Regions from separate parts of the Homo sapiens genome. Here region 1 is linked to region 2. The links are chromatin loops, found by intact Hi-C in ENCODE. Cell type or tissue: HepG2. All regions are shown on one strand. Each heading gives the region's core, and the rest is flanking DNA. Links, peaks and the distances in the headings are about the cores only.

Region 1 (2,829 bases), core at 51-2,550, 110 kb after region 2:
TGTCAACTCCCTCCCCCAACCTGTGCCCTCTTTCTCATAACATAGGTAATGATCCTCATTCACTCTGTTCTAAATCTGAGGGGCAAGTAAGTAATCCAATAAATAAAGTCTCATTCCTGACTCTTTTTAAAAAAATTTTCCTTCTCCCCAAACCCCCTAAGCCAGGGAAATGGAATTGTCTTTTCCTTTTCCTTCCACCTCTGTGGTAGTTTCTACCCTTTTGACTAAAGAGTCATTGGCAATGAGAATAAACAGATATTGGCTTACCAATCAGCAGACGTGTCAATAGCATTTTCCAGTTTCCATAGTTTTGGGTCTAAAACGCTCATAATACAAGCAATGATGATTCTGGCCTCCTCCAAACACCCCATCCCTCAATTATGGTTGTAGTCTATTTGTTCTAATACCTATATTAATAGATTATGGGCACTATCTTTGGAATGTGACATATTTGAATGAAATAAGAAACAGAAAAGAAATACCACAGAAATAATAAATATTAACTTGCTTGCATTTTTTTCTAATGGGACTGCTATTTCAGTCTCAAACTACAGCTGGTAGAACTGTAGACCTCATAAGGTCACCTAGATATATGCTGGCTGGGTCAAGTCTACAAAGTAAATATTTAGTGTTTCAAACATTAGTAATCTTTGGAACTCCACTTTTCATTTATGAGATACCCTGACTAACTAGGGTTCTACTGATTTTATAACTGAGAGAGAATATCTGGGATATTTATGAGTTTTTTTGGGTGGTGGTGTGTGGGAATTTTGTGCTGAAATGTAACATAATCTCACATTGAAGAATTAAAACTTTAATTGGGTATTCTCAAAATATAAATGAAGATTGTTTCTGGAGGCCTAGTTCTAAACTTTTCAATGCGGGTGGTGTGGGGTGGGGTTGAAGATCAAAGAAAAATGTATTGTTTGAGAAGGCTCAATATATTCAATGTTTTTATCCATCCACTCAAGTTTCCTACCAATTTATAAATGAGGCAAAAAAGTTAGCTTTATACTGATAAAAGTAATATTGGAGAATAGACTTAGCATATGGTTCTTAACATCAAACCTCCGTAAAATAGCTTGGTCACTGGCACAAGCTGTGCTAATAATTGTAGGCTTCCACATGTAGACAACTTAGAGGCCATACAACTTGGAAGAGCAGAGCTCTCTCTTGGCACCTTGGCTTCTAGGAAAAAGTGAATAAGAGTCACACATACTTAGTTTCTCCTTCTAAGTGTACTGCTTCAGGTTGAGTTACTTCTTGTCTATTGGAATTCCCTTCACATGAAAGGAAATATTAGAAACCTGGAAAAATTGTTACTCATTCACTTTAAGTATATTGTTGTGAGTGATTCTACCCTTTCTGTTGAAATCTCTCCCCTATCATCAAAGCTTAGCTGAACTCTGGACCTTACTTGTGAATTTAAAGTGACACCAGGAAAGTTTTTTTTTTTTTTAAAGGTCAGCTAGTAGTAGGTGAAAAGATAGAGAATGGAAGTAGATAATAATGAATGAAGTGTTAAGCTTGGATTCAGATATATTTGTTTTCCCTTTGTATTTCCAATGACTGGCAGGGCATACAACCATGGTGAAATAATGATTTTAAAGAAGAATATGAATGTCAAAGAGAAAAATGAAGAAGAAAATATCACATGTATCTTATAAATATGTACAACTATTACATATCAGTGAAAAAAGTCAAAAGCAGTCCTTATTAATAAAATTTTTTAAAATTCCAAAATATAAGAAAATAACTTCTCATGACATCTTGATTATATTTATCAAGATTAATTTCACTAAAAAATCTAAGACAGTATTCTGGCATTACCCTCCATCTTTAGGGGCATTGCATGAATAAATTGCATGAAACATAATCAAAATGTGAGGAGATTTCTTCTGGCTGAAAATACTTGAGGTGTGTCGTGTCTTGATAATCAGCTACTGGGAGTAGACTAAGTTTTCTTTTTCTTTATTTTTTTTTCTTGAAACAGAGTTTCGCTCTTGTCACCCAGGCTGTAGTGCAGTGGCGCAATCTTGGCTCACTGCAACCTCCACCTCCCGGGTTCAAGCAGTTCTCCTCCTCAGCCTCCCGAGTAGCTGGGATTACAGGTGTGTGCCACCACGCCCTGCTAATTTTTGTATTTTTAGTAGAGACAGGGTTTCACCATGTTGGGAGGCCAAGGTGGGCAGATCACTTGAGGTAAGGACTAAGTTTACTTAAAGGGAGGTCCATAGTCACTAGAAATTCTTTTCTGTATTCTTCAAGCATAAAAATCTACAAATATACACATTCCATATTTTATTTAGAAAATACATTGATTTAAATGTCACATAAAATTATATTAAACTCTCATATTAACAGCCTTGATCTTTATTCAACTGACTGGAAGAAAGTTAAAGGCTTTGTTTGTTTCTGTTTTTTACGGCAACAAACATATTTATTGAATTTTCATTTCATTTCTTCTGAAGCACATTTAGTTAGCATAAAGAAATCAATCACATTCCTTATTCTCCCCCACAGCCAAAGATTTCTGAAGACAGTGCTAATGTGATGTACTCATAGGTGGATCTCTGACCCTCAGAGATGGCCTTGGTTTTTCAGTTTCAGCAATTCTGGGAAGCCAAGGACACCTCCATATCCTCCTCCGTGCTCTGCAACTCAACTGAGAACAGCTTTCTCATTGGAATGTCTTATGTTTAAGGAATAAGAGTCCCTGTTTCAGGTTTGAGTGCTCAGGTGCACCTACTGGATCCAGCCCAGGACTGGAGATACTTTCCAGAACACAACATCACCTGAGACATGACCAGTTCACACTGTTTTACTTTC
Region 2 (2,829 bases), core at 192-2,691:
GTATCTTCTGTAAGTTGATCACCAGAGCACCAATTTCTATAGTGAGATAAAAATAGCTTTGTTATGAAGAATCTTTCATCGAAATAGAAATAAACTTTAATGATACAGATTTTAACATCTGTCTGTAAAAGAAAAACACACTTATCTTTAGCAGAAAACACAGCCTGTTTGCATTATCAAAACCACTGAGAGCTACCGTTGGATAGATAGCCTACATGTGATTATGTGGTCACTAAAAATGTACCTTCAATCATGGAGATGATTTCGATTGCCGGTTGACAGATATACATTGTAGTGATGTCATTTAACTCTTTTTTTCCAACCATGTGTATGTAAGTCAGAATGTGTTTTCCTCCCTCTGGGAATCAATACCCCCATTCAAAAAAAAATAAATAAATATATAATTAATTAAATACAGTCATGCACTTCATGATGACATTTCAGGCAACAATGGACTGCATAAAAGATGGCGGTCCCATAAAATAATACTATACTTTTACTGTACATTTTATATGGCTGGATATGTTTAGATGCACGAATACCTACTATTGTGTTAAAACTGCCTACAGTGTTCAGTACAGTAACATGTTCCACAAGAGCAATAGGCTATACCATATAGTCTAGGTGTGTAGTAGGCTATATCATCTAGGTTTGTGTAAGTATACCCTGATGTTTGTATAATGATGAAATCACCTAATGACACATTTTTCATAATGTATCCCCATTGTTAAGTGGCACATGACTGTAAACGAATAAACAAATCACTGAGAAAAATGAAAATTATGTAATGCTTTTCCCCTGCTTCTTTCCATTGTCTCCTTTCCCTCTTACTCCTACTGTTACTACTACTGCTAATTTTCTTCTTGTCCTTCTCATCAAACACTATTAAATAAAGTCATAGAATATGTAGAAACAAACAGCCTTTATTATTTAAATAAATACCACACTTTTACCCTCAAATTATGTAGATGCAATCCAGGAGTCAGCATGCTTAATAATAGATTTTTAACACTGTAGATTTTTGTCTTTATTATTTGTCAAGCTCCTATTTTTCTCATTTGACATAATTTCTGTTTCTCTTTTGGGTAACAACACAAAGAAATGAACTATTTATCACAATTTTTTTCAGATGTTTTATCTTTGCTTTTTTCCAAAGCTCAACACATTTCTATTTCAGAATAACATACTATTATTGGGGTTTTCTTAGATAGTATTGGTCTTATAAATTGAATTATAAAAATCAGACCTCTTTTAGATACCTGTTTAAACCATTTCAGTGGCACTGAGAGAGTAACATAAATCACAAGTGTCACTACTAAGGAATGGTACAGAGAATTACAATAATCTGCCTAGGCCTATTGGTTTAGTGAAGCCAGATATGTTCCTCTAGGAGGTACAGAGTAGGACAAGAGAAGACCTTCTAGGGGAAAGGAAGAAAAGAGGTAGTAAATTAAGCCAAAGTATATAGAAGAAAGTCAAACATGCTGGTCACTTGGGCAGCTCTCTTGTTTTTCTTTCTAGATCTTTCTTTCATAGTCTATTTTATGCTCTATACTTTTTTTTGCATAGACCAGCACTTTTAAATTTATTTTTCACTATTTACTTACTTATGTATTTTTCTATTTGCTCAGGCAAAAGACAACAGAAGAGTCCAAAGTCTGAGGGGACTGGGCAAGCTTCTGTCACATGCTTTCAGAATGAAGACAATCTGCAAGAATTTTAAGTTGTGACCTCTACAGAGAAAAGAATGAAAAGTAGCCAAATCTCCACATGAGAGATTTTGGACTATTTTGCAGTGTAAACCCCATCTGATTTATATGAAGTAAGCAGACTTTCTCTCCAAGAGTTCAAAATAAATTAATTCTAATGCTAAATATGTTCTCATGACAGTCTCAAAAACAAAACAGTAAAAAAAAGTATTAAGGTTTACTCTACCTTTTCACTGTATTAAACTCATGTATGAAGCAAAAGTTAGCTAAGAACATATTTATTATCATTTTGAGTTTTCTAGGGGCTTCTACAAACAAAAACCAAAAGGCAAAACTCTGGTTAGTAAGTTATATAAATCCCTTAACTCTTGGAACCCATAAAATAGAAATGACAAAATATCTAGTTCATACAATTGTTTTGATTATTGAGATAAAATTTATGAAAGTTCTTTGGATCCTCTAAAGTTTTACACAGCTTCCAAATATTATTGTTTGACAGAATCCCATTTGGAATTAATAATGTCCTCAATCTTGATCTATGAATTTTAGTAATTCTAATTCTGCTTTGTATCTTCAAGTTAATTGTACATTTTCTGAAGATAGAATTTTAAAGGGGAAGGATCTTGTTACTCATTACTTTCATTGAAGCATAAGTTTAGTAAATGGGCTTTGGGTCTGTTAGACCTTACTTTTGATCTTGGTTGAGTCTTAAATCCACTGAGTCCTAGTTGTATGACGATAGATACATAACTCCTCTTCTCTGAGGTCTTCCACTTTTAATTTGTAAAGTAGAAATAATTTTAGTGTCTACAATATAGGTTTGTTGTGGCTCATGGATGAAATAATGTATGTTGAAGACTGGACAGTAGCTAGTATGCTAACTCTCAAAGCCCCATCTGTGCCATTTCTCATTTATTCCCTCAAACAACAACAACAACAACAACAACATCCCAGTGCCTTCCTTGAGGGCTGAAACTCTATTCTATTCCTATTATTATTAATTTCAGCATTCTTGCCCCACTTACCTTTTGTGACACCTACCTGGAAAAATCACAATTCTAGATAAACTCGAGTATCTTCCTCTTGCCCAAATCTAACCTTGAAAAGTACTACTAGAATT

Evidence for each region. A loop is a pair of places that touch in the nucleus more often than their neighbours do. Peaks named below come from ENCODE experiments on the same cell type or tissue, not always from the same donor. Only the 100,000 strongest peaks of a DNase experiment are listed, where the experiment ranks them.
Region 1: a loop joins it to region 2, with 16 times the contacts of the local background. A loop is called at or near these places in 1 of 110 quality-filtered maps.

Annotation. Positions count from the first base shown.
Region 1 is chr6:81,379,480-81,382,308 of GRCh38, reverse strand. No RefSeq gene overlaps it. Among named protein-coding and RNA genes, the nearest start is that of TENT5A, 370 kb to the left of the region's middle. In HepG2, for the core only: no CTCF peak of the experiment used is centred there; DNase peaks (open chromatin) are centred at 598 and 1,398; H3K4me3 peaks cover 989 bases.
Region 2 is chr6:81,490,484-81,493,312 of GRCh38, reverse strand. It overlaps LOC105377871 (a long non-coding RNA gene), which reads left to right. Exons shown (of 5, transcript XR_007059658.1): 4 at 1,632-1,822. Among named protein-coding and RNA genes, the nearest start is that of TENT5A, 260 kb to the left of the region's middle. In HepG2, for the core only: no CTCF peak of the experiment used is centred there; a DNase peak (open chromatin) is centred at 1,662.